2 separate regions of the Mus musculus genome follow, and region 1 is linked to region 2. Evidence: chromatin loops called from intact Hi-C (ENCODE). Cell type or tissue: left cerebral cortex. All regions are shown on one strand. Each heading gives the region's core, and the rest is flanking DNA. Links, peaks and the distances in the headings are about the cores only.

The links. A loop is a pair of places that touch in the nucleus more often than their neighbours do. Peaks named below come from ENCODE experiments on the same cell type or tissue, not always from the same donor. Only the 100,000 strongest peaks of a DNase experiment are listed, where the experiment ranks them.
Region 1: a loop joins it to region 2, with 4 times the contacts of the local background. A loop is called at or near these places in 5 of 42 quality-filtered maps.

The regions. Positions count from the first base shown.
Region 1 is chr14:60,898,781-60,914,790 of GRCm38, forward strand. It overlaps Mipep (mitochondrial intermediate peptidase), which reads left to right. Exons shown (of 19, transcript NM_027436.3): 19 at 4,588-4,833. The coding sequence ends at 4,685. Among named protein-coding and RNA genes, the nearest start is that of Mipep, 120 kb to the left of the region's middle. In left cerebral cortex, for the core only: no CTCF peak of the experiment used is centred there; a DNase peak (open chromatin) is centred at 7,836.
Region 2 is chr14:60,838,081-60,854,090 of GRCm38, forward strand. It overlaps Mipep (mitochondrial intermediate peptidase), which reads left to right. Exons shown (of 19, transcript NM_027436.3): 15 at 5,128-5,202; 16 at 8,304-8,423. Among named protein-coding and RNA genes, the nearest start is that of Mipep, 62 kb to the left of the region's middle. In left cerebral cortex, for the core only: no CTCF peak of the experiment used is centred there; no DNase peak of the experiment used is centred there.

The DNA of each region.
Region 1 (16,010 bases), core at 4,522-12,521, 60 kb after region 2:
GTTTTGGCCATTACAGGTTGCTCCTCAGCCAACACAAACCGGTTTCTTCTGTCACTGTCTCCTTTGAAATAGTCACAGTTGATTGCTCCTAGTATGCTTCTTGGAGTTGCCCAGACCTACTGGGCACTCTGGCTGGGAACAGTGGGTTTGTTGGTATGCGCAACATCAAGGTGTAGGCATCCAGGATTTTTCCATACATTTAGGCTTTATCACATAAAGGATGCTGAAAATCTGAACATGGCCCTCTTAGGACGGATATTATATCCCCAAATCAGAGAACACGAAAACTGTATTCTAGTGCCTAAAGAACATGTGTTATAGAATCAGACTCCCAGAGTTCAAGAAAACAACCATGAGAACTGGACGGCTCCTCCTCTGGCTGAGAGATCTGTCTCTGTGGTAGGTACTCACTCATTCTTGAAACCAAACACAATTAAAGCAGACTCAGCAAGTCCTGTTGATATATATGTGCATAAAGATATGCATGTATGTGAATAACAAATATAATCAAAGCAAAAGAGGCTAATGATGGAAGAGTTGGGGAGGGGACAAGGGAGAAGCTTAAGGGAGGGTAACTGGTAGGAGTTGGGGGAGGGAAGGAGGGAGGGGTGCACTGCAATTCCACTTCATTAAAAACATTAAAATACAGCGGGTGGTCCTGAGTTCAATTCCCAGCAACCACATGGTGGCTTACAACCATCTGTAATGAGATCTGATACCCTCTTCTGGTGTGTCTGAAGACAGCTTTAGTGTACTCATATAAATAAAATACATAATTCCTTTTAAAAAATACATTTTTTAAAAAAGATCCAGGAGGTTAATGCTCTTACCACCATGCTTAGCACTCAGTGCACACTCCATCCTGAATGGCCGTTCCCTAGCCGGCCCATCTGTCCTAGTCTGCATCAGCCGGGTCTGTACCCCTGTGAGTCACCTCTGTCATCACCACTCTTTCCAGCCCAGTGTCAGCAGCCACTTAGGAGCACATGATGCATTTTGGAAACCTGCCTGCTTCAGCAGTCAGTTCTAGAATCCATTTAATATTATAAATCATTTAGTTAGGCCCAGAATAATTGGCCCATGTTTCAAAGTTGTTAAACAAGGTCCTAGAAGCAGTCCAGCGAGGCTGCAGGAGTTCTGCCTTATACTGTCTTTTGTTAGCCAGTTTGCCTCTCAGTAAAATGAGAAAAATAAGTTAAAACGTTCTTGCTTAATGGCTCCTTGGCTGTTGCTTGACCCTTGAAGTTAGGCGGGTTCATGAGACTTAAAGCCCCAGTTTCCTTGTGTGAACTGATAGGCACCATGTGTGTCTGGATGCACTTTGACCTTGTTTTCTTGCCGTTGGCTTTTTCCTTTTCTCCCCTGTGAGCACAGAACAGCCCTTACTTGTTTGCATCCCTATCCCCATGCTGATTTCCATAGAGACCTGTGTCGGGTCTCCCAGGAAACCACAGAGCTGCCAGCCATTCCAAATTAGGACTTGAAGGGGAACATTTTGACAAAAGTTTTTTTTCAAACCCAAGTGTTCTTTGAGTTTTCAGGTAGATAGGTAAATCGATACTGTTGATTTGCTTTCTCTTGTGCTGGTGAAACCCTAACAGAAACAGCACAAGGAAGAAAGCTGATTTCCCCCTCAGCCTAGAGTCCTTCGTGACGGGAAGTCAAGGCAGAAACTTCAGGCAGGAACCCAGAAGCGAAGCAGGGCCTGAAGCAGAGACTGTAGAGGAGAAGTACTTACTGATCTGCTGTTCCTCTGGTTCGTGTTCATCTGCCTTTCTTTCTTTCTTTCTTTCTCTCTCTCTCTCTCTCTCTCTCTCTCTCTCTCTCTCTCTCTCTCTCTCTCTCTCTCTCTCTCTCTTTCTTCCTTTTTTTTTTTCCAAGACAGGGTTTCTCTATGTAGCCCTGGCTGTCCTGGAACTCACTCTGTAGACCAGGCTGGCCTCGAACTCAGAAATCCACCTGCCTCTGCCTCCCGAGTGCTGGGATTAAAGGTGTGTGCCACCACGCCCAGCTTCATCTACCTTTCTTATACTTCTCAGGAGTGACAGTGCTTACCGTGGTCTGGGCTTTCCCACATCAATCATTAATTAAGAAAGCCCCCCCCCCCCCACACACACACACAGACTCTCCTACAGGCCTGTCTGATGGTAGCATTTTTAACAGTTAAGGTTTTCTCTTCCCAGATGGCTCTAGCTTGTGTTGAGTTGACTAAATACTAACCAGGACGGATAAATGTAAGCGCCGACTTTGGTTTTTCTCATTTGTGAAACTGTCTGAAACACTGGGCTGGTCTTTAATTCTGTATGTGGGATCAGGTCATGCTGATACTTGTAACACACTTGGGTAGTTCTCTTTGGTCCTTTGATTGGCACTGCTGTGTACCCAGAGGCTACTCTGCCTGATCCTCCAAGTCCCGGGCTCTTACTTCCTGCACTTTCATCTTCAACAGTCACATGACAGACAAAAATCACCAAACCATTTAGCTCCACAAGATTTTTTTGAGGAAAAACCAAGATCTCTGTCTCTCTCTCTCTCTGTCTCTCTCTCTCTCTCTCTCATTGCCACAGTCACCATTTGAGGTGCACGAATGGTATGGGGCGGGCAGTTGGCACAGGGTGTATATTGAGTAGCTCTATTCCGAGGATGCAGCCAGGTCACACTTATGCTGGCAGGTTATAGAGTTGAAGTGAACCACTTCAAAGACACAGGATGGTCACACTTACCTGTGTAGGTTGGCTCTGAGTAAATGGTTTTACCCTCTGATGGTTACAGCCATTTAATTTAAAACAAGCAGCCATGTAATTATAGAAATGTTTCGGATATTAAAAGAAAATTGTGTAATAATTGATTGAAAACGATGCTTAAAGATTTTCCAACATACGGGCTCTGCTTCAAGAAACCTGGAACCCAGGGAGGGCCCTGCCCTGCTGTCCAATCAGATGTACATGCTTATGGTACCTGCCTGCATCTGGAGGGGCAGTGCAGAAGATGCTACTGCAGTGGCCTGAGACCAGGATGCTCGCACTGACCGCACAGCTGGACAAGCACAGTAGCTGCTTTCATCCGTGAGAGTTGTTTTACTGTAGAGAAGAAAATGGTGCTTCAAGTTGTACAACTAAAGGCATCATGGTGTAATTTTCTGTCCCTGTTTTCTCAAGATGGGGCTATTAAAATCTGAACCGGAAAGAATAGAAACACTTTATTTAATCTGAAGCTCAAAATGAAAATACTGTTATTGCTCTCGGCCGCACCAGCCTAGTTAGTAGACTCTGTATGTTGGGAGCAGTTTTTAAGCGCATGTGGAATGACTTCGTTCCTGTCTGTAGACCGTGAACCATCCCTGCAATCCCAGGTCTCTTCTCACTGCTGACTGCAGCCACCTCAGACATTACCCAGTGACTGTTCTTTGCCGCTCACATTGGCCCGTGGTTGTCCATACGGTCTTGTTCCTCCTGTGCCCAGTTGGGTTCCCTTTCTGGTCCCCTGCTGCTCTACTTCAGAGCCTTAAATTGTCCTCCTGAGACCTCTTCCAGCCTCACCCTGTATCCTGGACAAATTAGTATACAACAGACGCTTTTGTAGGTTTCCAGTATTGCGCTTCTCCTCTAAAAGGCACAAGTTTCAAACTAAGTGTTCTTTTAGTAATTTGTTTAATTGTTTCTTTTTATTTTTTTAAAGATTATAATTACATCACACCCCCTTCCTTTCCTCCCTCCAAACCTTTCCATATACTCTCCTTGCTCTCTTACAAATCCATGGCCTCTTTTTTTTCCACTGTTGTTACATACATATATGCATATGCATATATTTCTAAATATAACCCGTTCGATCTGTATAATGTTAACAAGGCTGGCCATTTGGTATTGGGTAATGGTAAAAATTTTTAGGCATCTGTCAGGTTCTATTGAATTGATTTAACACTAGTATAATCTGAATTGCTATCCAGTTAGAGAAGAGAACCGTCACTCTAGAATGTTTCCTCAGACCCTGTTGCCAAGGCTACTGCTACGGCACCTGTACGACTTCCTTTCTCTCCAGACCCATTCTGAATTTCACAGACGGAGAATCCATCAGTGTGTCTTATTTGTGGGGCATCTTTTGGGTACCCTCTTGGGACCGTCAGAATTTCTATGGGTCTGAGTTGTCTTCCCTTCTGATGATGAGAGATGTCTGGAGGGACCCAGATACAAGACTTCTACAAGAATTAACACCTCAGTGGGGTTGAAGTGTATAGAATGTGCTTACAATTCAACCTACTCAAAATTAAATTATCCTGGTCAACAATAACTCAAAAATTCAATCTGGTAATTCCAAGGGACAGTAATATCTACAGGAACAGAATTCTTGGGAAATGCATTTGGGCCTAAGTTACTCAGCCAGGTGCTGCTTAAAGAGTGTAATGCTTTAAAGTCACGAACAGCTCAGGTCATGGACTCCCTGTGACTTTAATGAATTGTCCTCTCATGGTGGGACTGTAGAGGCAACCTCTGGTTTAGAAGTCAGTGTCCCCCAGTGTGAAGGTGACCCTTTGTCCTGCCCCTGGTGTCTCAGGGTGCTAACGTGAGTGTCTTGATGCTCTGGTTACAGGCATGCTGCAGAAGTGTCCTTCCATCGATGACTTTGTGGATGCCCTCGTGTCTGACATGAATCTGGACTTTGAAACGTTCTTCCTGGATTCTAAATAGCAGCAGCATGGCTCCCGTGGATAAGAACCTTGTCACCAGACCCTCCAGCTAGGAAAGCTCGCTCCAGCTTCAGCGATCACTGAGGAGACATTTTCTGACAAGCCTTAAATTGACAGGACTCAGAATAAATAGTAATGTTTTAATTACACCGTGTCTCACCTGCTTGGCAATTTTAAGGATTTTTAGTGGATCTGTGAACCACAGAAGTTTCTAATTATAGAGTACCACCCTTCCCTGTGCCACCAGGGGCTGTGTCCAGACTGCAGCCATTCTGTTGATCTCTTAATTGAATGCATTAGAAACTCCACGGAATGCTAAATTGTTGCAAGTTAGGACAATCTGAAGAGTTCTTTAAAAGATCACACCTATCTTTTAAAGGAACACTAACATTTCTTAAGACCTCTATCCTAGTCTCTTGGATAGTCAGCTACAGTAACCGAGAATCCAATCCCAAGTATTGCTACTGATATAAACAGTCTTTCCAGGGTGTTTTAGACTCTACACAGACGGGTGCAGAGCAGGGAGGATTTGAACGCAGGCTTTGCTGTCTTGACTGTGAAGATAATGTTAGTGAGACATACGAGGGTCAAGACATGAGTACATAAGGAAACAGGTTCAAGCCTTGTTTGTCATTTCCCAGAAGCCACTGCTTTCCATTGGCAGCTCTGGAGTTGCTACATGTTGTTAGCATGAGGAAAGGAATCATTGCATGGACTTAGGTGGTTTTCCTGCCATTAAAGTCAAGAATTACAACTTCTCACTCCAAAGTGGTATCTGGTAGCGCCCTCTTCCTGCCTCCTGCTATGTGACCAGCCACAACAGAGGGGAGGGTCTCCCAGTCTGGGACACACTCAGCGTCCTCATACTCTAGGAGTGTCCTATAAGCTCATGAGGCCCAGAGATCTCCTCAGTGACCTGCTGTGCTGGGCCCCTTCGTGAACTACTGACCCATCTCACCCGCCATGTGCACATCCGACTCTGGATTCATGCAGAAGAGCGGTTGGCCCACTGAGGTGAGCTTCCCACAACCAGGATGGTGTAGGGTTGTCTTTCTGAGCCTCCCAATCCAAGGCTCTCTCCACACTAACCCCGGGAAGCTCCTGGGAGCCTGTTTAGAGTCTGCCAAGAGCAATCAAAGCAGGAGGAGTAGGGTTGGGCGCTGCTGGTGACTGAATGGGCTGCAGTTCCAGCGCCCTGGCAGACGTGGAGCCACATCCCACCCTGTTTATTCTCCTTATCTGATTGGATAACATAAGATCAGATCCTTGTAGGCTTGTACTCACACATGCCAGCTCTGTTCTGGGAAATGTCCTGGGAGTCATCAGCCAGCCAGCCAGCCTCAGGGCCATCAGAAGAGGTGTGTGACAGGCTCTATAGTGTCCCCAGGGTGCCAAGTCTCTGTGTCTTTATCAGTCTTGGTTTTAACAGAAGTGTGGGATAGTCAGGGGAATTTAGGCAGATTGGGGAGAGCCCCTTTAAGGGGCCTGCTTCTGGTTCCTGGAGCACTTGGCAACTGCTACAGCTAGCAACTAACCACAGGACAAAAGAGCCTGTCCGAGGGAGGAGGCTGGGAGGACCAATGGGAGGGAAGGGAAGGGATTTAGGAAAAGGGAAGGTCCTGGGGTCCCATAAAATGCCCCTTCCCCTACTCCACTTGGTTCTTGGGGCCCATCGCTTTACTTTCTCGATGCTTTGGTCTTTGCAGTTTCCAGAACTGTCCATCCCACAAACCATATATTGGTACCTCCAGATAGTCATCCCTCACCCCATAGCTATAGGGGCTCAACTGGGAATCGATGACTACCATCTCCACACCGGGATGCTATAACCGCCGTGACTGAAAAATCACGATGAAGGACTCCAGATGGATGCATGCAGCAACCCCATGGAGTGAGATGATCCCGGACTAGGATTAGCCTGTCTATGCCAGCAAATGAGTCAGGCAACTGATGGTGAGTCCTTCAGGTGTATATGTGTGGACAATTAATTTTTATTAAAAAAATAAATAAAGCCAAAGGGAAATGTATATTTTAATGACCTAGGGTATTAATTTTTTTGAAAGTCACACATCAAAGACTAGGAAAAGCACCAACACCCTAAGAATGTGATTTTATCCTTTTTCCTCTGTGTGGGATGTGTTTTAGTTTAGGTTTCTTTCTGTTTCAATTTGGACCTGTAGAGGAATGACCGTCACTGTCTTATTCTGGAGGGAAGTCCCTGATAGTGCCCCACTACACACACACACACACACATACACACACACAAATTAGGTATTAAAATATGGTTTTAAGAGTTTTAAAAATGGATTAGCAGTGATTCAATTAAAATTAGAAAAGAACAACAACAAATATGTGAGAGACTTGCCTCTCAGTGACCCCAGGCCCTGTCAGCTGATAGTGGGTGGTAACCAGACAGCCCATTTCTGTGTCGATAGATGAACTGTGGGAGAGTGACTCCAGAAAGAACCAACCAGTGAGGGGTCGAGATCATGTGCTTCCTGTTAGCAGCTTGTCCAGTATGCCACCATTGCCTAGGCCTCACTGATAATCAAGATCACTCTGCCTGACAGAGCTCTCCTCTGAGTCTTCTTCCTGACTCTGTAAGACACTCATTTTCTCCTGCTCCTTAGGTGACAGGTCTGAAAAGGTAATGTTTGGTGACAGATGATATTTCTGTGTGCTTGTCTAATTGATGAAGCATTTTCTATACCTGGCTTGGACCCACAGTTTCTGCCAGTGTCAAAAGCAGGTTGGATGGATCATGTCTAGTTTGAGAAAGGGTTCAAACGTTTAATCCCACAGTCCGTTTCAAAATCATATTATGTGGCACCATGAAATTGCACCATCTTAAGATGAACCACTTTTAAACTGGGGCCATCTACACTTAAACCTTGACTTTAAAGAAGAATCTCTTCTCTTGAGTGTTCATTTCTTCTCAGCTGTTTCAAAGTCTGGGAAATGGAGCAGAAGGTGTGCAGGAGACCTTGTGAGACATGCCTGACCTTTGCAAGGTCTCTCCTGCCCTCTGAGAATGAATCGGAGGGGAGCCTTCCGAATCAGCAGTCTTTGGCTTCCCTTCAGCAGCCTCCATGGTCACCAGTAGAAGCTTCAGTTGACAAAGCCAACTGGATTTTCTCCAAGGGGATAAATAGATGGATGCCGAAGAGGGCAGGCAGGACAGGAAGCTGGAGGGAGGAGCCTCTGGGCCACACTCTTACTGACTAGAAAGCAAAGAAGGCAAACTGTCGCTTCAGTGTCCCACTCCTGAATATTCACTGTGTCCTTCTGAAACCCAAGCCAGAGTGGAGTCTGAGTCCATCACTAAGCTTGGAAGTCAGGCCAAGTGGACCAAATGTTTTCAAGTGGAGATCAGAACTCGAAATTTTCCAAATGTGGTAAAACCAGGGTATCACTGCATAGCATCATCGCGTGAGCTGTGCCAAATCCTGCTCTTCTGTCACTGTTCCTGGGTCCCATCCAGTTTGTCATGTTTTATCACTTCTTAAATGTGTCTCTTACTAGGTTATTTCTGCGTCCCATCTAATTTTGACATGTTTGGTTTTTAAGTAACTCATAAATCAACAAATAAAAAGAAAACTGCTTACCCACAGCAAAGGAGGCAGCTCTCACGATTGCAGATCTGCAGCACAAATTGTCTTTGCCCAGTTTATGCCTGGAAGGGGGAGGGGGGCATAACAGTGGCTTGGAGCAGCCAGGAGGAGAGGGAGAAGAGAAAGCAGGATTGATATGAGGCTCTGAAATGACCTCCCAGTTACATGGCAGGCATTCCTGGAACTCTTGAGTCATCTGAGATATTTGAGGTCAGATAGATGATTCCCCCAAACAATACAGTCTCCATAGGTCACTGGCTGGTAGCATTCAATTGTTGTCAAATCTCGGAAAAGAATGAAGCCAGACCCCAGTCTAAACTTGTGAGTTGAGGTTCCAGCACAGCTTCTTAAGGTCTTACTGCTCCTTCTGCCCCCCCACCCCCCCACCCCCCGAGCTCTCCCTGTGACAATCCACCAGACAGGTTCACTGAAAGCCCAGGCCCTCCTGAGCTCTCAGCCCCATGATTAATACACAGATGCCCCTGGACTTATTATGGGGATAGACCCCAATATCCCCAATGTAAGCTAAAATGGCTTCAGCAGAAATGGCATTTAATGTACACCACCTACCCAGCATTCTCGCTTAGCCTGGCTCACCTTAAATGCTCTCAGGATACTTCATCATCATCTAACAGAGAAGCTATTTTATAATACGGTCTTGAGTGTCTCGTGTAATTTATTGACGGCAGCACTGAAGTGAAGAACGGATGGGTGCCCTTCCACTCCATGAGGAGCTGAAGTAGAGTCAAACGATGGTAAGTGGGAGAATGATGTCCCCACATTGTCACTCACTCCTAAGAACCAGTGTCTTTCTACAGAACTCAAGTCAGTTTAGGAGCTGACCATGTCTCATCTGCAGTAAAGTCCAGTTGTGTTTGTTAACATGGTGAGGGACTTAGAGAGGAATTTACCCAAGACTTCCCATGTGCTAGCCTTCAGTTCCCCCAAGCCCACAGCAAGCATCAGGGATGGGGAACGACTGTGGGGGAGGGAGACCAGTAGTCCCAAATGGTTGGTGGGAATGTGTGGGCAGAGTGCTGCTGCTCAAATCTTGGGTGGAATTTCCTGACCCCAGATCACTTATTAACTCTTTTTAGGGGGAAGTGGAGCCCTTCTTGCTTACGCTTCTCCTGTAAAGATTGAGGCCTCTAGACTATTCCTGGGAGATTGCCATCCTGATAATTGGACATTTCAAGAACCCTTGCCCTGCTGGGGTGCCTTATTCCTGAATGCCTCTTGACACAGTGACTTCTCTTTGGGGAACCCTGCATGGAATGAGGGGCAGTTACAAGAGATAGCTGAGGGAAGTCATATGACAGGTGTCTTGACAGAGGCCAGGAGTCACAAAGATGATTTTTCTTCCTCATGAACCTAGAACTCAGGTATGGGGACAAGAGCTCTTGTGGCTGCCAGGGGCTGCAGTTCCCCAGGCCTTGACAGCATCCACTTGAGCCCAGAGCATGTGCCTACCCTTCTCACAGCTCATCCAGAGTGGCTGTGACCAAGCTTCCAGGTGGCAGAGCACCCAGGAAATGTCCTTGGGAGATCTGGACAGAGGTGTCTAGGTTTTTTTGGAAAGTAGTTGATTCGTTCTGCCAGCCCCGGACTAGGAGTACAACAGGCCTAATGAGTATGATAATACCTGGCCGTGGTGGAGTCCTGTTCTGTGGACATTGGTGTGTCCCTCTGTTGTCAGTGACAAAGGAGTACTGCCCAGGGCTGCAGGGATAAACTGTCATTAAAGGCCCAGGGGACTCTGGCCTGCAGGTTCTGATGGTACAAGAAGCTGTTATGGCCAAGAACACAGCACACCTAGGTCCTGTCCAAACCCAGAAGTCTCCATGCAGAGGGTCCAGAAAGGACACACTCATCCCTAGATGCTATGACGTTACTTGCTGGGCTACCGCACACCCTGAGAACAGGTGGAAGCCTGCAGCTGGAGCCTAGGATGGAGAGGACCTTGTGTTGAAGCTCTCCGCTTAATCTTCTGCCAGCTGGATGGAAGAGAGAAGAAAGCTTTTATGATGAGTGGAGAGACAGAGAGCAAGCCTTCCAGGTCCCCGGGAGCCACCGCTGAGATATCAAGAATACAGGCCTATGAGCACAGGAGCCCTGTTCACCAAGACTCCTGACCAAACTCTAGTCTCTGATTGACTGTGTCCCTACCCCTCTGGGACCTACCTGGGATATTCTTGATCCTTATACCCTTAGTTACACAATGTGCAGTGCTTAGGAATGGGGAGTACATGTGTGCACGTGTGCACACACACACACACATACACACACTCATGCACACACTCAAGTACATATATGTGATTTTTTTTTTTTTTGAGGCAGGATTCTAGTCTGCTTTCAGTTGCTGTGATAAACACCATGTCCAAACACACATGGGGTGAGAGTGTTTCATCTTACAAACTCCCAATCACAATCCACCACTGAGGGAGGTCATGGCAAGAACCCAAGGCAGGAGCCCGGAGGCAGAAACTGTGGACGAATGCCATTTGTTTGCTTACTCACCGGCTTGTCCCAGCTAGCTTTCTTCTGTAGCCCAGGTTCACCTGCCATGGGATAGTGCCACTCAGTGGGCCAGGGCCTCCTATAGCAATCAATCAAGTCAACGGTCATAGAGAAGGCCACAGGCCAATCTGATGCAGGCAGTTCTTCAGTTCCCTCTTGCCATACCACCATAAGTTGTGTCAGGTTGTCAATCAAAACTTACCAGCACAAGTGGCCGCACATACCCCAAGTTGACTTCAAACTCCCTATGTAGCCAAGAACCAACAACCTTGAACTTCCAATGCTCCCGACTCCGCTGGGATTTCAGGCATGAGCCACCACATCTGTCCTGATGTGGTGCTGGGGCTCACACTCGGGGCTTCTCGAATTTTAGTGAAGCACCAGCTGGGCCACACCCAGCAGAGTTCTGCATACTATTAAGAAGCATTAGAACATATGCACTAAGCTAGAACCAGGAGCTTCGGGTTTCTTATTGAATGGTCCCAAGTTTCAGCTTAGGAAGAAGGGCCTTGGAACCAGACAGTAACTGACAGCCACACATTAGGAAAGTGTTTTGCACCCTGAGGAATCCACATGACATTGGGTAAGGCTATAATATGTGCACTTTAGTGTAAGAAAAAAATTAGGCTATCAGTTGTGGACTGGAGTGTAGTTTAGTGTAGAGAGCTTGCTAGACACACTGGGCTCTGGGTTCTCTCCACCCAATAAAGGAAGTTAGTGGTTTCTTCTTCTTCTTCTTTTTTTTTTTCTTTTTTCTTTTTTGTTGGTTTTTCGAGACAGGGTTTCTCTGTATAGCCCTGGCTGTCCTGGAACTCACTTTGTAGACCAGGCTGGCCTCGAACTCAGAAATCCACCTGCCTCTGCCTCCCGAGTGCTGGGATTAAAGGCGTGCTCCACCATGCCTGGCTCAGTGGTTTCTTCTTTATGGAAGGAAGAGACCTGCTGAGACCTTGTGGCCATAGTGTAGGGGTGGCATTCATGTTTGTCCCATGTGCCATGACCTCCAGAACTAGAGCCTAAAAAATGGCTGGAGACTTCTGTGATGGACTTCATGAGTCTTCCGGTGTCAGCTGCAAGTGACCAGGGTCTGACTTAAGGACAGCTGTGCAGGGCTGGGCTCCCTCCCCAGCACCACAAACAATAAAGCATCCACCCAGTTTGCTTTGATGGCTATTTTTACCATCTTGTGGTGACATATTTTTGTAGAGCTCTTTTTTTTTCCCCCTCAGCTGCCATAGTATTGTGCATCTTGTGAGCCAAATAATTAAACTGACATTTGTTTTTTGTTTGTTCTTTTGGCCACAAGTAAACATGCTTAAGCAACAGCTTCCTTCTGCTATGGAATTATGCAATCTGAAAATACCAGAGGGCTTTAATTTTAGTTTTGCAGACTATGTAATTGCAAAATACTTCCACATTCAATGAAGAAAAGTAATAGAATGTTAAGTGGGGGAATAGATGCCGAGAACTATTCCTCACTCCGCTCTCCTTGTGTCCTCGGCTGGCCTCCTGGCCTCCTGGTCCCACTTAAGTCAACGGGAATTCCTCCAGGTGCGCTGCACACGGGACAGAAGGGACAACCAACCCCTGGGGTTGAAGAAGTACAGTTGGCTCTCGGCATCAAGAAAGACTGTCACAGGTCTAAAGTGCTTGAGGTCCTATCATAAAAAGGAGCAGGGTCCACCTAGCCGCTAACACACAGTGCAGTGTCTGATCTATGCAGATAACAGCCAGCACGATGCAAATGTAATGCAGATGTTTACTGTGGTGCCTGTGTGCCCGTGCAGCGCAGAAACAGTTCTTCATGAGTACTTCCTATCTTTAGCTGGTTGGGCCTGGGAATGTGAAACTCACACTGCCTAGAGAGACTACCTTTTCATGCTATACCAGGTTAACACAAACCCCATAACCACCCTGGGAGGCAGGCACTGTTTAAGGGACGTGTTCTGGTTTTATTTATATGCATGTTATCACATGTATGTAGTGCCCAGAGACCAGAAAAGGCTATGAGATCCCTTGGGACTGAAGTTACGGACAGTTGTAAGACACCATGTGGGTACTGGGAACAGAACCTGGGTCCTTTGGAAGAGCAGACAGTGCTCTTAACCTCTGAGCTATCTCTCCAGCCTAAGTTACTACTTCTAACCCTGTTTTGTGGATGAGGAAGCTGAAGCCCAGAAAAGTCGGGCATCTTTCAAGAGAGGACCATTTTGAAATCAGTGGGAGTCCTGCACCTGTGGATTTCAGCCCCGCATTGAATTTCATGCCTAGAAATGTTCTGGCCTTCACCTTAGGACTCTTCTAGCTTCTTTGCTTTGTCTCAGTGGCCTAGGCCACCTGCTCCTGCCTTCTATGAACTCTGCATCCATACCAGAGTGGTTGCACTTCTTGTTTCCTTCTGGGATCAGAGACCAGGAAGTCATCTCTCATTGCCGTCACTGTCCCTGTGGCCTACTAAGGTCAGTACTTGGCGCAGGGGCTTACAAACAGATAAAGAGGGAACAGAATCCATTAGGACCAACCTGTTGCTAACGGCTACCTGGTTCCTTCTGTCTCAGATGGCGAGGGCTTGTTCACATGGTCCAGGTTCTGCTTATTGAGGCTGGTGAAAGAACTCAGATATGTGACCTGGGGCCAGAAGTATTCTTTTCTCTCTCTCTCTCTCTCTCTCTCTCTCTCTCTCTCTCTCTCTCTCTCTCTCTCTCTCTCTCTCTGCAAGTCACTTGTAGCTGCTGCCTGGGGCTGTCGTAGGTACAGCAGGCATCAGCCTGCCTCCTGGCAGTGACCTTGAGTGACCTTGGAGACTGGCAGGATTTACTCCTTTCCCTATGCCATCAGACCCTGTGCCACTCTCCTCTGTAACCCCCGGGACTTGCCCTTCTGCCTTCTGTTGCATCCTGTTCATCCGTCCATCATCAGTGGAACCCTGATGCCGTAGGAAGATCAGGGAACCAAGAGCATTGGACCATCCCTATGGCCCCTGATCGCAGTGTCTCCCAGAAGTGGGATCTTGGTGAATTAGGCTGGGAAGAGAACTGGGTCCTTTGCATTCCCATATAGTGCCATAACAGTGACAGAGTGAAGACTTGTCCCTTTCCCATGGAGCACACTCTGGGTTCTCAGAGGACATTATGACCTATTGTAGAAGAGACATCTCGTAGATCTGAGGCCTCCCTGGTGTCTCCTGTGGCTTAGCCACTCTTTTGTCCAGATCCGCAGGCCTCCTGGTCATGGTCTCCTTTCCTCGAGCTTGGCCTCCTCAGCCACATTCACCAGATTTTGTTAGATGTCAGGATCCAGGTGCCCATGCCTGTCCCTCTGTGGTCACTCTCTCCAGTTCTTACTAATCCGCCTGTGTTCTGCTCTTTGTGAGGGCCATGGCTGAGGTCCCTGGGGGTTGACAGGGAGCACTGTAGCTGTCTCAGGCCATGGCTTGCTATTTCAACTACACAATTCAGAATGCTTCGTGTTTCGTGTGGCTGCTCCAGCCAGATCGCGTTGCATGCTCCTGTATTATTTGCTGGCCTTTTCTAAGTCCCCTGGGGCCTCTCTGTGTTTACAATTCCAGTACTTTATCTCCCTGACATTAATAACTGTGCTGGGATCCTGTCCTCCTCAGGGCAATACTTTGCATTTTTCCACGATGGACCTCCTCTGATTATCTTCCTTTAATTCCTGCCGCCTGCTTCTTGTATTCTATTCTTTGAGTGGGAGGCCAATTTAGCTTCAGTGAATGGTCAGCTGCCCAGCCCTGTTCTCTCAAGAGGGAGGTGACTACACCAAAGATAATTAACTTTCTCGGGGCTGATGGCTTCCTGCTGTCTCTGGTTTCCAACGGTGAGAGCTTGTTCAAGTCCAGGTTCTGCAGGCTGAGGCTGGTGGAAGAGCTGAGAAATGTGACCCGGGGCTGCTCCCTGAGACTGTAATGGCCTTCCTGTGTTTTTCCTGACAAGGCATCATGATATTAAATGGAAACTTAGGGCTCATCTCTAAGATTATGTATATGCAGATATTTCAAAGCCTGGAAAATAAACCCTTATCTCCTCTACAGGATGTAAATCGGTTATTATACATAGAAGTGATTATCTTGGCCAATTTTCTTTTGCTGTAACAAAATGCTCAAGGCTGGACACTTTCTAAAGGAGTCCATTGACCTCAGCTTTCTGGAGTGTGGAGAGTGCGCTGTTGGCATTCTGGCCAGGATCCTCTCTTGGCTGCATCACACGATGGCAGAGAACTGGCAGAGCGACCAGCCATGTGCAGAAAGGCCACATAGTAAGAATTCACCAGTGATACTCTGGGGCCACTTTTCAACTAATTTTAAAACAATCTATAAAATCGCTTCCTCAGCCTCCCTCTTTCTGCTTGCCCCGTTCTTCCCTCCATATCGTTCCACTGACCTACTTCCATGACACATATGTGTGTCCAGTCTAGATGTCCCTTAAGAGAGAAAGCATGAAGTATTGGTTTGGAGGTGTTTGGGAGGTTGTTTATTTGTTTTTGTGGGTTTTTGTTTGGTTTGGTCCTGTTTGGTTTTTTGTTTTGTTTTGTTTATTTGAGCCTGGCTTATTTTTTGCTTACCACGATTTGCCCCAGTTCCAGTCTTCTGCAAAGGTCATCCCTTCATTCTCTAGGTCTAAATAAACATGTATGAGTCACGTGGACTCTTTCTTTCCCTAATCAGGATCCCAAGGAAACTATGTTGTTAATCTCCTGGACTAATTACCTCCCACTTAGCCCCACCTCTTAAAGGCTCCCCAACTTCCCAGCACTGCCTGTCACGTTGGAAGACAGGTTTCCAGAATGTGAACCTTTGGAGAGAAAAGCACAGCAGCGAATCCATGATACAGGTTGCACTGAGATTTCAGAAAAAGCCCTCGAAAAGTTAGTAGAGGCATGGGACCAAGACAAGGCAAGGTTTCTTGGCATTCAGACGGGGGCGGGGGGGGGGGGGCAGGGAGGGTCTCATTAAAAGAATTTAAACAAAAAGCAGAGATGACTTTATTCAGAAGCTCAAAAGTCTCCCTTGAGAAAATGATAATCAGCTTGCATTCTCACCCCGAAGGCATTCCCTGCTGATGTACGCTAGCCATTTATCTCAGGATCTTGAGTTATTTGGATTCAGGTGCAGATGGGCTTCAGCAGGCTTGTAACTTTCATTTCTGGTTCAGGAGCTGCCTTTTGATCTCTAGCATCTC
Region 2 (16,010 bases), core at 5,235-13,234:
TGATAACATGCGAGTGAGGGCAGACCTTGGGCGTCTCTCCATCTGTCCTCTCTTCTCCTAAGGAATGATCTCCAGTCTCCCAACACAAGGGCAACCTACAGGGGACGAGGCCAGCATCAGGCCTGGGGAGTTCTAGAAAGAGGGCTTGCAGGCTTTCCCCGATAGAAACTCTGAAGGATAAAGTTTACCCAGTAAATATTGTTTTGCAATAAATTTACACACATATTCTGAAACTACATTTGGGGTAGTATGTCAGGAGTGACATGGAAAAAAATCCTTTCTGGAACTGAAAGCTGCTTCAGGAAGGGCTCAGCTTGATGGACTGTTGTGTCTGAGTGAAACATCCCCTACAGAAGACTATTGATACTAAATGTTTCCTGACAGTCACAAAATGGAAACATGCTCTTTACTATGTAAACAAGTTCTCTGGAGGGCCGGGCAGGGAGGGCTGGGCAGGGAGGGCCGGGCAGGGCGGGGCGGGCCTGGTGGTGGTAGTCTGTAGTTTGCAGCATGAGACAGTAACCTGGGGGCTGGCCTTGAAGAAGCAGGTGGACGGAGCCTTGGATACCTGTGATATGACAAGGGATAAGGGACTGCTGAACTCCCTCAGGGCGCATCAGCCAGAAACGATGTCTAACATAGTGCTGTAGCAGAGAGGACCTTAGAGTCTCCCACAAGGGCGTCAGTGCTGGTTTCAGAGAGACGGAGGGGGCTCTGAAGAAAGTAAGTTTACACACAGAATACAGTAGTATGCAGGTTAACAGGGTGCTACCTTGTGCACATGCCATTTTTTCCTTAAGGAGTTTTACATATTAGAGTGTCTTCTTGGTAGAACGTACATATAATTATTTCCAAATCAGTGCTTTGAAGCACTTGTATTTTTAAAATGTGGATAGGATTGAAGGAAAGAAGCTCAAAAACTGTCTAAGTTAAGGTTCTACTGCTGTGAGCAGACACCGTGACCATGGCAGCTCTTAGAAAGGAAAACATTTCACTGGGGCTGGCTCACAAGCTCAGAGGTTGGTTGCTACCTGTGACCTAACCCATTTAAAAATATTTTTATTCAGGTTTTGAGAATTTTCTACTTGCATGCAGTACATTTTAAACATACTCACACCCTATGCGCCCAACTCCTCCCAGGATCATCATCTATCATCTAACCTACTTTTTCAGGCAACATATAACACAACAGACTATTTCTGGAACATTTAAACTTGAAACTTTTAACATAGTTTTAGAGCGCGCGCGCGCGCGCGCGGTGCGAGCTTGTACAGAGGTCAGGGGCAGCCTGCAGGAGTCAGGTCTCTTTCCCCTGTAGTTTGAGGTCAAGGTCAGGTTTTCAGATTTGGCAGCAGGTCTCTGTAGCCATCTTCCTGGACCCTAGGATTTAACTTTTTACTATTTTTGTCTTTTCTTTTAGTTTTCCAAAAAAGTGGTAAATGCTCTCTCACTCTTTATCTCAGATAAAATATGTGCCAAGTAGAAATTTATAGTTGTTGACCTGGAATGTTGGAATTCCGTGCGTGTTTTGAAGGTCAGAATTTTCCGGGTCGTTAGAAATTAAAATGCTTTAAATACTGTAGATTTTTAGTTTTAAAACAAGCTTAAAGAGTTCTGGCCAAATGCACCTTAGACCCGTTCCTGTTCTGTGTTCACGAAGTGCAGTGAGTGTTTTAAGAAGATAAACCGCTTCACGGCTCCTGCGCTGTCCAGGTCAGGTTTTGCTATCAGAGCTGCTTGTCCGACTTTCTGGGGAGCTCCAGGCTTCAGGCCTTGCTGGGGCTCCAGGAAGAGGTCTGGCCTTCTCGTGGGGCTCCTGTGAGTTTCCTTCCTCCTCACCTGCTGGATTGCTTAGAGATACATCTACTGTGAAAACTGTAAGGACTGGGAGAAACATGTTTTTGTGTGCCTACCTACCTCCAATTCTGGACCTATCTCATTCTCCTACCGACATTTTCCCACATGTTCACCTTGCCAACCATTAATTATATGCTAATTGTGTACTTGAATACATAATTATAATCACTGTGTTCTATATTACCACTATAACACTGTTAGGGAGAACTTGTTGGGACATTAATGAAAAACAAAAACAAAACCTTGTGTGGGGATGGCTTTGTCGCTGGATAACAGAATGCTTTGATGGTGGGTTGTATTTTCAAATGGCACAGCTGTCACCTACTCCATAGCTCCACCTCCATCTGATGCAGTTAGCAGGATTATGACTCTTGGGGGCAGAAGATGATGTTTTATCTTATACTTTAAAGAAAACCGTATAATCCTAAAAAAAAAAAAAAAAAAAAAAAGACCCAACAAGACAGCATTTCTTCCGAGGGACCAGCTGCAGTGCAGTGGAGTTTTACAGCAGGGGAGAGAGTCTGCTCCCACCGTCTCCAAGTACAGGAGGACATGGGCTTGTCTGTGGCAGAGCACCAGGCTGGGTAGTTTGGTGGATAAAATATTGCTAAACAGGAAATGTCAGGGAATATTCTAGCTTATCAGACCTACAGAATATTCGGTGGCCTTGATGGCCAGGCACCACTTGGGGTACTGATAAGGGAGTTTTGAGGACTCAGTCTTGAGTATGGTGGATTATGGGTAAATTGTCTGCTGTGATTTGGAAATGGATCATGTCCCAAATATTTGTTTGCTGGAAATTTGGTCCTCTGTGTAGCAGTGTTGGGGTTATGGAACCTTCATAGTATCACCCTAGAAGAAATAACTGTGGTTTTTAAGGGACCCTGGTTAATTCCTGGGGTTGGTTGGGTAGGTTGTTATAAGAGAGCAGGCCTTTGCCCTGTCTCTCCATGTGGGCTCTTCTGTACATGTTCCCACCATCTGCCAGGAGATTCTCGTTATTAGAGCCACCTAGTCTTAGACTGCTAGTTTCTGAAAGTTTGATCCTAATAAATTTGCTTTCTTTATAAATAAACACCCAGCCTCAGAGACCTTTTTAAAGCAAAAGAAAACAGTAAGTATGCTGATTAAGCAGGATTCTTCTAAAAGTGGACAATATCTAAATTAACATGGAAACCTAAATTCAGAGAGCTGGAACTGAGAAAAGAGAAACATGTCCTCCCTACTCGGCACAACAGAAACTTACACTGGCAGTTTATGGGATGAATGAGGGAGTTGGCTGGTATCGTTAGCATACTTCCTTTTTAATTTGCATTTTATAATTTTCTTTGAAGTATTTAAAGTAAAATGATTGACATCTAATGCTCACCCACTTATAGCATGATGGCAATTAATAGGACTGTGGTGCAGAAGTTCATAAGTGAGCTTAGAGGGATGTTGTTTGTGTGTCAGTATCGAGGTGTTAGTACAGTTGAATACTTAGAGGCCAGATGCTCACATTTTACAGGAAGTTGGGGTTAAGTCCTGTGCTTGACCCTTGAGCCTGGGGGAACTGATAGAATAAAAACTGTCTGTCCGGTTTTTCAATAGTATTTTTTTTAAATACCAAGATGGGCTAGGGTGTAAGTTCCTAGAGAGCTGAGATTTCTGTTTTTTTCTTGGCCAATGACTATACCAGTCAGAGGAAGGGCAGGCTGTCTGCAGATACTTGTCCAGTGACCTATCCCGTAGCTAAAGCCACGGAGTCTGGCTTGTGGTACTGATGCATACTGTCTTGTCATACGCGCTGAAGCATTGCAGGCATCTTCATGCACACCTTTAATAATTCGGACTCCCCGTCCTTTCTCAAGCATTGCTGCCTTCCCGTCAGGAACGCTTTACTTTTGAAACACTGACCCGTTGGGTGTGTCCCACCCTCCAACCATGTAGAAAGCTTGGCAGGTCACTGGCAGCATTACTGCAGGACGAGGCAGCTAACAATTGAGCTCTCCCTGAACCCTAGAAACTTGTCATGTCTGAGTCGGAGGATGCAGACCAGTCCTCCATGACAGAGCACAGGTGACAGTGTTGACCCTTTCAGCAGGCAAGAGAAGCCAGAAAATGTCAGGGCGGGGAAGACATGGCAGCAGGGGCAGGACGCTGGTTAGTTGCATTACATCTGCACTCGGGAAGCAGAGATTGATGGACAGCAAGTGGGGCTGGGATAGAAAGGCCTCTCCCCAGGGATCCACTGAGGCTCCACCCACCTAAAAGCGTCCCAACCTTCCTGTACAGTGCTGCAGGATGGAGGCCAAATGTTCAAGCATGGAAGGGCATGAGGGAGTCTCACCTTCTGCATCACTTGTCTTTCTTCATCTCTGTCTTTGTGAATTTCCAAAACTGTCTCTTTCTTCATTAGGAATCGAGTCAGTTCTTCCTTACTCTGGCTCTTCTCCGTAACCGGGTCACAGGAAAGGATCGTTCCATACGCAAAGCCTTTCAGAGTCCTGTGGCAGACGCTGCTCTGGGGATGGAGATAGCAGCAGCTGTGAATGAGCCCACACTCCAGTAGCTAAACTCCCACTCACCTGCCTCTGGTTTCTTAGATAACGTGTTTCTCCGTAGAAGGAATTTTAGCTTTCCTCAGTAAAGAAGAACTTACTCACTTCAACTACATTGTTCAGTTTTTTTTCCCCCGGTGTGTAAGTGTTATAGGATTAGGTCTAATTAGTTTCACGGAGAAAGCCTTAAATAACATGGACATCATACCAAGTTCAAGCCTTGTAGTCTTCCAGGGTGGAAAAGTAAGAACGTGAAGTTTATTATCAAGCTGATGTTTGAGAGTATCAGTCCAGTTTAACCCTGTCTGGCACTGTGGAATAGCATTTATCTCGGCATTTTAATCTTTTAGGCTCTTTGTCAGTTATTATGTGCACTTGAAAGTTAAGAGAGCACTTGAACATACTTGCTGGAAACAAAGGAACACAAGTATTCCCTTTGGGGTTTAAATAGATTTGAAAGATCAGTGCCAATACCGTCACTCCCTCTAATCCTGTTTTTTCTTGTGCAAACCCTTATTTGACAGTCCTTCTTAAAATTAAATGGAATGCCTTCAGTCATGTTATCTTGTCAACTAAAATATTCAAAGGTTGTTTTTACAGTATAATGAGATCTGCCATTCATTCTTTTCCCCACGCAATGTTACTTTTAAATTTCCTGACCCTGAAGTACACTTGTTGAGGTGGCTTATTAAGCAATTTACTGATGTGTATATTGTTTTGTTTTATGAAGCCACTCCCGAAAGCTATGGTGTCTCGTCTCTGTGAGTCTAAGAAGGTTTGCACAGCAGCAGAAATGCAGCTTCAGGTATGTGTGCACCTCATGTTAATGTTTTCCAGACATTATCCCATATATACACACAACTTGAAGTTCTCACCAGTGCTACACATTTATTACAATAATTATGTTTCTGAACACCTTTCATCTCGGTTCAAAGAACTTGGCCAGAATGACACATGAAATTCTCACAGTATCTGTATGAGGTACACGTGAAATCTGAAATATGGTCATTTCCCATTTTTACCAAGGAAATCAAAGCCTTGCAGGAGTATAGAGCCAAGTTAGGGCTCTGACCCAACCATCTGTATTGTTACTCATTTTCTGTTTTTTAAAACAAATTGTGGCACTTCCTGTGAAGTTTAAACAGTAATTATTTTTAGTTTTAGGATAGTATATATAGACAGTTTCCTGGGTTATGAGATGAAGACAGGGGCGATTTGATGAGCCACTGGATGCCAGGTCGGTGACCAGCTGTTGAGATATTTGTACTTACTGAGATTGTTTGTGGGAGTGTCTTGTCCTTATGTCTTAACAGTAATGAACAGTCTGCGCACTCGCCTTTGACCTCAGCGGCACTCTGTCACGATCCAGTTAGCTCTTTCACATCGAAACTGGTCTCCAGTTGCTTTGGGTTTTTAAAAATTCTCTACCCCAAACCCAAAAACCAAATCCAATTCCTAGCAAGCAATAAATGAGCTCTATTTTGTTGTGTCTTGGTATGTATGCTCCCTAGGGGTATAGTGTATACCTGGAGCATGCAACAGGCGCTGGCTTCAGTCCCTGACTTTTTTTTTTTTTCTTTTTTTTTTTTTCAAGACAGGGTTTCTCTATATAGCCCCGGCTGTCCTGGAACTCAGAAATCCACCTGCCTCTGCCTCCCTAGTGCTGGGATTAAAGGCGTGTGCCACCACACCTGGCTAGTCCCCGACTTCTTTAGTGAGGAGAATGGTTATATAGCCATAACCATGAATTTTTCATTATTCAGTGGCCATGCATATAAGTTCAATTAAAAATAATTTTAATTTTTTAATAATAGTATTACCGGGAGAAAGGCATTTTATAACTTCGTTTTGATTTTGATATCTCAGTAATGGCTCAGGCTGGCCTAGAATGTGATTCTCCTGCCTCAGCCTTTCGGTGCTGGGATCTCATGTATGTGCATCCCTGGCAATGAAACCTTTTGATTTGCTTTTGAAGGTCTCATGGAGCTTTCTCTCTGAACCACTGTTCCAATGATTTTATTTTAAACCAGAAACCAACTATTCTTTTCTGCCCATCCAAAAGAATAAGCCTGAGAGAGGGGAACCATCCCCGATGATACAAGTGTTATGCCCTGCTCCTGAGCTGCAGTACAGACAAGTGGGTAGAAAAGTTCCGAGGTGGTCTAGCCGGTATGTTAGACACTGTGGCACTCCTTTTGTCCTGCACTGTCTAACAAACGGACTGAGTACTTCTGTGTGGTGCTAAGGCTTGGTTCCAGGAGTGCAGCTGCTGGATGAGAGGGTACTGGCCACTGCTCTGTTACTGTGATACAACACCGTGATCAGAGCTAGCTTAAGGAACAGAGTAGTTGGCCTGACAGTTGCAGAGCAGTCGCAGTGGAGGCCCAGCAGGCAGGAGCAGGCCTGGAGGCAGGAGCAGGCAGCCAGGAGTGCGAATCCTAAACTTCAAGCACAAAGCACAAAGAATGAACTAGAAGTGACATGGAGTCTTTAATTCTCAAAGCCCCCTTCCAGTGACATACCTCTTCCAACAAGGCCACACCTAAATCTCTCTAAACTAGGACGCAAGTGTTCCTAAAAGTCCACATTTACATCGTTTAAAAGGCATAGTGGAAGAGACAAAGCTCTTGGATTCGAGCTTGTTTGTAGAGTAGGGCAACAGTGTGCCTCCTCGGTTGAGGTTAGAATTAAGGTTCAGTTCATCACCATTTACTCTGACAGCTCTGGGCTCTTGGGTTATCGCTTTCCATTGTTACTGCTCATGATGGAACTGAGAGCGCTGTATTTAGCTGTATGTTTGGATAACCAGCCTGAAGAACACAATGTTTATATTCAGAAAGTGTCTGTACTTTTCCCCGGGAAGGCTTAACTTAGCTTTATAATTCACAAGCATAATTCTATATGTAGGCGAAGGCAGGGGCCAGAGGTCATTTACATGTTTTCTTTTATCCAAACTAATCCTCACTTCTTTCAAGTCAGCAGCTGCGCATTCTCTGCAGATTCCATTTCTAAGCCAGAAAGACTCACCACAGCAGTGTAATTGCACATCAAACTGTCTCTTTAAATAAAACACTGCCGCTTTCTTAGGAGGTAAATCCACATGGTGTTACCACTCCAGCACTCAGGTTAGATGTCCTGGTGAAACCTCTTAGGAGGTAAATCCACATGGTGTTGCCACCCCAGCACTCAGCTCACATGTCCAGATTTTTATGTCCACATTTCCTTTGGTGCTTTCCTCTGTCCCACGGCCGCTTTCCTCCACTCGTGAGGGAGGGGTCTTCCCTCCCCACACACACTGTGCCCCCCCCCCCCCCCCAGCTGCTTCCTTTGTTCTTTCTGATAAAGATCTGGCATCTGCTGTGGCCCTTGCTCCAAACCCTACAGCAGCTGCGTCAGGGTCTGCCCCTGCCCCTCCATGCTCTCCTGCACTAGATGCTTTCTGCATCCTTTTCTATGCAGCTGTGTCACTTAGTGCTCCTTCCATTCTAGATGCAACGCTAAGACTCTGACCACCTCACACCTCTCACTGATGACGAACAGGATCCAGGAAGAAACCAAACAGGATTTGTTAGATACAGGGACCACAAGCTGTAATTCTGATTTTTTTTTTAACATATTTATAACTGCTGCATAATTCCAGACTTGTGGCCACAAATTTAATGATGGATAAGGTTCAAAATTGAACAGCAGCCTTGATTATGGAGAGCTCGAGGGTACCCCTTGAAGCTCTTGACTGGTTATATATGTGGTTCAGCGTATGTCTCAAATAACACATATTTATGTTTGTGAGTCTTTTCAGCTGTGGTTCATAATTGCCATTCTGGTGCACTTACGGCATCTTTGACTGACCACATCTTAAATACAGGATGGACTACCAAAGCTAAACAGAGGTTTCTGTCTGCCCAGGTCTTTTATGCCGCCCTGGATCAAATCTACCATGGCCAGCATCCCCTGAAGAAGTCAACCACAGATATCCTCATGGAAACACAAGAGCAGTTCTATGGCTTGCCCTATGTTCCTGACACTGTAAGTCTGCATTTTAATCCATCACGCTGTGAATGGCTCTGCTCATTTCTCAGATCACCACCAGTACCTCCTGGAGGACTTGAGATCCCTGCATTTGTGTTGAAGTTTTCCATGGGCAGATGTGAGGAGCCTCCTGCTCTGTGCATTTTCTCTTTTCTCTTAGTGTGTCCCATATGCCTAGGAACCCGGGATTAGTCAGTATTCTTTTTAGTTTGTTTTTAATTACATATATATGTTGAGACTCTCCTAGTATTCATTGCAAAGAGAACTAACATTTATTGAGTACCTTACATTATTCCAGGGCTTGTGCTATATTCTTTATATCCTGTCTTGTTTAGTGCCCTGCTGAGCTAGAGGGCAGGAGACTGGTTGCCATTTCTAAGTCCTACCTGCCTGACTTCATATCACTGCTTTGGAAAAAGAACTCTAATTTCCCTCTTAAACCAGCATAGTCTTGTGAGTACTCGCCTCTCCTCGGGCCTCCTAGTGAGGTCCTTCCCAGGATTAGAGAGTGACAGATTGGGATCGAAAGGCACGTTAGACTTTCTCTGGTTAGTCCCAGGTTCCTGTGGAAAGAGGATCAACTGATTGGCTCAGCAGTGTAGACTCATTTCTCATGGCTTCCCAGTTGTAGGTGTTAAGAACCCAGGGAAACTTGACACTACACTAGAATGCTTTCTAAGGACTTAAGCAGAGAGGGTATTAGTTGAGTCTTATAACCGGAAAGGTGCAGATGTGTCTGGCTCTAGCTAAACTGAATCTAGGTCTTCTATGACCTCACTGCACATGTGTGTCTTCTCTGTTCTCAGCTCTGTTGTTCTCTGGGTTTGTTTTATTTCCCCTGTTCAGGAGGCGAACTGGCTACAGATGGCTTGAGATTGTATCCTTCCAACCTAGTCAGTCCAATAAGGAATTAATGCTAAGAGAATTCCAAACTATGGGAAGACAAAGTCAGTGCCAAGTTAAAGGACTGGGCATCAGATGATGTTCAAAGACTAAGTTAATCATTAAATTGTAACTAGCCCCCAGGTCACTGTCGCTTCACTAGTAAATATGTTCAGAAATAATTTATATGCCATTTGAAGGACTATTTGACCTTGACAGTGCTCCAAGTCATTAGATTCTTATTGTCTTAGAAGCTTAATGTTCTAAATATATAGAATCATGGCCCCAATTGCCTATTTTTTGATCTTCTATCATTTACTATTCTAACCTGTGATCTGTTGAACTCTTCAGTATACATACTAGGGAACGTTGATAGGGATGAAAACAACCTCTTAACTATGGAAGACAGAATAGTAACAGTTTCCTAGGTTTCAATAACTTACCTAATTTGTAAACTTTGTGGGGCTTCAGTGAGGTGTTTTTTGTTTTGTTTTGGGTTTTGTGGGGTTTTTTTTGTTGTTGTTGTTCTCACCAAATAGTCTACTTAGCTTTCTAAAAAATAATAATAATAATGCAAGTTAGGACTAAAGAGATGTCTCAGTGGTTAAGAGCACTTGCTGCTCTTTTAGAGGACCCAGGTTCAATTATCAGTGCCTACATGGAGGCTCATAGCCATCTGTAACTCCAGTTTCAGGGACTCTGACACCTTCTTCTGGCTTCCATATTCTATAGGCTGTAAGCACAAACAAAGCACACACACACACACACACACACTGGGTGGGGGGCAAAACACCCAAACAAAAAATGAAAATAAGTCTTAAAGAAAAATTAATGCAAGTTCAGTTCCATACAAAATAACCACTGAGGAGTGAGCCTCATAAATAAACATAGATAGGGAAAAGACCGGACGCTGTCCAGACCTACAGAACTAAGTGTGGCAGGGAACATGTCTGCGACTGTCCCTTACCCCATGTCTTAGTTAGTTTTCCATTGCTGTGATAAAACAGCATGACTAAGGCAACTTACAAAAGAAAGCATTTAATTGAGCTTTCAGTTTCAGAAGGTTAAAGTCCACGATGGCAGAGTAAAGAAACAGCTGAGGGCTCCCATCTGAGCCACAGGCACAAGGCAGGGAGAAGGGGCACACTGCAATGGCACAGTGCTTTTAAAACCCGAAAGCCAACCCTACACTGCCTGACACACCTCCTAATACTTGGTCCAACTGAGGACCAAGTATTCAAACATATGAGCCTATAGAGCCTCTTCTTATTCAAACCACCATAGGCATAGGCTTGTGGCCATGTCAAAATGCCAAATGCATTTAATCCAACTTCAAAAGCCCCCATAGTCTTTCACAGTCTCAACATTCTTTTCTGGAACTCAAGGAAATCTCTTAATCATAACCCCTGTAAAATGTAAAAGCAAATTCTGTACTTCCAACATAGAGTGGCACAGACTATACATCATACCAAAGGGAGGAGAGGGCACGGTAGGGAATTCTCTCTCACTCAGGCTGGTCCCTCTATTTGTGTGCCGCTCTTCTTGGCAGTTATCAGATGGTTCTGACACTTCTTGGAAGCTCCAATGTAATCTAGGCTTCAGTTCCCAGCTCCATGCAATGACCTCTTAGGGCTCCATGCAGAGTCCCCTGCCGCACACTGGACTCATTGTCTCTCCTTACTCACGGAGGAGGATTCGACAGCCACTTTACTCATGCATCCCTCATGACCCTAGCGCCAGAACCTCATGGATGACACTGCCAAGTTTGAGTACCAACTTGGGGTGAGCTCTGGCATCCTTGACTCGCATACCAGCTTTGATTTGTTGTTACTTTTTAGGAGCAGAAAATTCCTCAGGCTTGTTCACTAGTTGGAAGTTTAGCTGTGTGTCTTTCCCTCAGGGCACCACTCCCTTCATTCCATCTCTGAGCAAGCTCTCCTTTATCTCCACATCTCTTTTAGCACAAGCCTTGGCTTCAACATTAAATTTCCTAGTTCTCATTTTAATATATATATATAAAATAGTGTGTGTGTGTGTGTGTAATTGCCCCAGTTCTTTTTTTCATGGTAGACCTACATAGGAGTAATTAATAACAACCATGCAGCAGAGTCAACATTAAGCTTTCTTGAAATCTCCTCCACCAAATAAATTAATTAGTCCATTACTTTTCAGTTCAGACATATTATTAGGGCAAGGGGAAAAGGTCAGCCATATTCTTTGCCAAAAATATAAGAGTTAGGCCTCAGTCGTCCACACTGCTCTTTGCATAGTGGTCTTCCACACTCCCGCTAGGATGGCTCTGCTTATAGTGTTCAACTGCTTTCTTATGTCCAAGTCCCAAAGATGTCCATAGCAAGGTCAGGCCTGTCATAGCACTGGCTCCCTCCTGGTACCAACTTGTCTTAGTACTTCCACTGTCTTGGTTGTCTACATGCTACGGTGAAACACCGTGACCAAGGCACATTATATGTGAAAGTGTTTAATTGGGGTTACAGTTTCAGGGGTTTAAAGTCTATAATGGTGGAGTGAAATAACAAGCAAGTGAAGGAGCTGGGGGTGGGAGGGTACAGGAAACCTCAAAATTCCTGCCCCTCCCAGTGACACACCCCTAACCAGATCACACCTCCTGATCTTTCTAAGATATCCACCAATAGGGGATCAAATATTCAAAAATATTGAGCCCCTGAGAGCCATTCTCGTTCAGATCAGCACAGCTCATCTTGTTGTTTTTAAACATGAAAAGGCTGTGCCATCTAGGGGATGCCATTCAGCCTTGACATTCCTGGGCTTCTCACGGGGCCTCAGACTTCTTGCTGTCAGGCTTCTCCCATGTGTGCTCGCTTGTGTGCAGGGAAGCAGACAGGAAGTCAGCGTTCAGTCTCCACCCCGTCTCCTTCCGTGGATGCCGAGGAAGTGTCTGTTTTCCGAAAGTTCGTCCCTTCGCCCAGTTCACGTCCTCTGTTGTGTCAGCCCTCACGGCCCTCTTTCGTGCTGCGGGCAGGACATGATGGTGTATGCTCAGCCCTCTCTTTGCCTTGTTTCTTGAGCCAAGCTGTCCAGGCTGATGGTGAATGCATCCTGTATCCCATGGAGCCACGATCTTATAGTCTGACTGTCTCTACCTCCTGAACAGTTGAGAATAGAGGCCTATTTGCTCTGCACAAGGCATTGTGTGTGATCTGCAGCACCACAGAGCAACGACTGTGGAAATTCACACAGTAGCCCTGCCTGGGAGGAGGAGGTATGGCCATGTCACACAATAGGAACCCTAAAAGAGGCTCAGCATACCTGGATTCTGGTCAGTGGATATAGAGAAACCATTAAGTCCACGGTTTATAAGACAGCACCCATACCACACGTGAAAGGCTCAATGATCAGATCTCTGTCTCACACTGTCCATAAAGCAAGTTGGAGCCCAAATGTGGGAAGCAGCAGTGAATGTAAAAACATGTTGTCTCACGGGCATTAAATGTAAAACAGAAAACTGACAAATTTAAGTACATTTAGATTGAAGGATAAGGTAGTAAGTTTAATATAACGTAAGCCAGTCTACTCTCATAAAAATGGAAAACTAAGAAGTAGAAGTAGATACTTCCATGCACCTGTTTCCTTTTTCCTGCCTTCTTCCCTCCCTCCTTCCTTTTTTTTCTTTTTAATTGTAGTAAAAAGAATAAAATTAGACCTGCTAGAGAAGACATATTTTTAAAACATTTTGAAAGAACATGAGACACAGGCATGTAGTAAGCCACATGAAATGACCCCCACATTGACCAAGGAATGCTGACTAAATCATATCCCATTACTGTTTTTTTTTTTCTGTCAGTTTCGGTATGCCAGTTGAGAATACCAAGTTGGGATGGCCGTGGCACCACAGGACTATAGTACTATGGGCAGGAGTGCAGAGTGGTTTCCCCATTTTGGAGAGAGTTTGGGCATTCTCCGCTAACACTGGGTGTGGGCACTCCTGAGGGCAGCATTCATCTCCTGCATTTAGTGTATAGAGCATGCTGAGAGGTACTCTCAGTTCCAGGAATGACACAGAGGACCCTTTATAGCAGGTTGTGGATGTTTCTGGAGAGGAGTGGAGTGGGGAAGATTCTATGAGAAGCCCAGGTTGTTGTCAGCAGGAAAATGAAAAGCACCGTACAGGAGCAGCTAAGGGGCAGAGTTACTGAATCCAGCAGGCATAAGCCGCCATCACGTAAGTCAGACTAAGTAGGACTTCCATGCAAACTCACAGCCATGTAAAACTGAGTATTGCAGAAGAGAGCATACTCGGGAAGACTGCAAAGGAAAGTGTCTCAGTTAGGGTTCTACTGCTGTGCAGAGATCCAGGACCAGTGGCCTCAGTGAGGGTTTCCATTGCTGTGAAGAGACACCAAGACCAAGGCAACTCTTAGAAAGGCAAACATTTCACTGGAGCTGGCTTACGGTTGCAGAGGGTCAGTCCATTAGCATCATGCTGAGAAGCATGGCAGCCTACGGCAGACATGGTGCTGGAGAAGGAGCTGAGAGACTTTGTTCCACACTGGGGATAGCTTGAGCTATGAGACCTCAAGCCCACCCCCACAGTGGCATACTTCGTCCAACAAGGCCACACCTACTCCAACAAGGCCACGCCTCCTATTAGTGCTACTTCCTACAGGCCAAACATTCAAACACATGAGTCTATGAGGGTCATTCCTACTCAAACCACCACCAAAAGCAAGGGAGTCACACAGTGCAGCTAGTATACTACTCTGGCTCAGGAATGGAACTGTGTATAATATTAGAAGTATTTATGGCTTACGTCAGTGGGTGGCTGTGTGGCTGGTGAGTTGATCATTCCTCTTTATTAATCAAAATGTATTCATGCTGTTCAGAAAATCTTTGAAATTACTGAAAGGTGATTTTGGTTCCACCATATGGGGTAAAGGGCAAGAGTAAGTTTTGAGAGACCCATACTAGGGTGTCCTGTGCCATAGCAAAACTGATGGTGGCCTAAACCAGGATGTGCCATGTACAGGATGGTGCAGAAGCAGAGGTGAGCTCTAGGGCTGGGCCAGATGTACAGGTCGGATGCTGAGCAAAAGCAAAGGAGACAGAGTACATGGGTGGTAGCAGCCCTGTTGGCTAGAAGACAGTGTCATCGTGACTTCATAGTATCCCCGCCAGGAGTTGTTTGTCTCAAATACTTTCATTCCATGAAGAGTAAAACGTTGACTGATAACCTAGAGAGTATTTGCAGGGCTTACAGAATCTATGCAAAGTACCTGGATGCTTTCATTATGGTCTCAGCCGTTAGGCAATGGTTACAGATGTATCTTAGGAACATTCCTTATGTGTGTTAGTTACTCTTCTTGGGAGTAAAGTCTCAGCCATATTTGGGAGATGCTGGAGGGATCACTAGCTTCAAAGCCCAAGTCTCTCCCATGAGAAGCTACAGCGCACAGAAACACAGGTCCACTAGCCAGGGAGGAGTTCACAGATCCGTGTCTAGCGAGCTACCCCTTGGTGTGACATGCTTTGGGAAACTGAACTCATATCACTGTTGTAACTGTCTTTGTTCCCTGTGAAATATGGGTATTGACTCTGTGAGTAAGTGGCCTTATTGTGCCAGCGTTTTATTAATATTTATGCTAAATCACTTTGCACTTGACTTGTTTTTCCATAGCAGTAGTTTGATGCTGGGAATCCAAAAGTCTTGTTCAGCTGGTTATAGGGTGATTTTACATCACAGTCCCACGGGCTGGTTTTCTGTTGTATTCTATCTCTTTACGGATGGAGTTCTATTGCCTTTTTTAAAATACATTTTTATTTGAATATTGTATGTATATTGTAGTGTGGTGATACACAAGTGAGTAATGGTGACCTCGGGATCTGGAAGAGGGTTTCAGATCCCCCGGAGCTGGAGAAAGGGGTAAATGTGGACCCAGCGCATGGTGGGTACTGAACTCCAGCAGCCCTCTACAAGAGCAGTGCACACTCCTAACCCAGAACCATCTCTCCAGTCCTTGTTGCTTATTTTTAATGACTTACTCCTCTCCTAAGGATCTTTTCTTTCAAAGTGATTGCACATTTCTTCCATTTTAGCCCAGACTGTGTGCAGTGTTATACTTTTGCTGCTCTGGTAGTCTAGATTTGCATGGTTATTGCTGTTGTGTTTCGAGGCCGGGTCCTTATATGCCCCAGGCTCTTCTGGGACTCACCTGTTCCTGCCGCAGCCACCGAAGCACTAAGATTGCTGGCGTGTGCCGACCACCACACTGACTGGGTTTGTGTTTCTGCGTTCTCACTTGCTCTGAAGTTGGTGAGGGATATCAGGTCTGGGAAAGACTGGGAGAGCGCCTGTACCCTCTGTCCCTCTCAGTCGGCCTAGTGAGTGAGTTCCAGTACAGACCAGGAACAGATGGCTCCCACGTGGGAAGGTATGTTGGTCTTATTGGTGCTTTAAAGTACTTTGTTGAATTGTAGGTGGTCAGGCATGGTTTCTGTCACAGCTCTTCATGGGCCAGCAGTGTTTCTTAAAAATAAAAACAAAACAACCCCCCTCCCAAAAAAAACCCCAAAAAACCAGAGGTGCCTTTCTGATTTGCAAGAGGTGGCTGTAGGCTTCCACAACTTTATCCAAAAGTTTGTCCAAGCAAGAGTGGCCCAGACTCTCCTGCTGTGCCAGCAAGTGGCCCTGAGTCGAACTGAAATGAAACAACAGGAAAAGGAAGG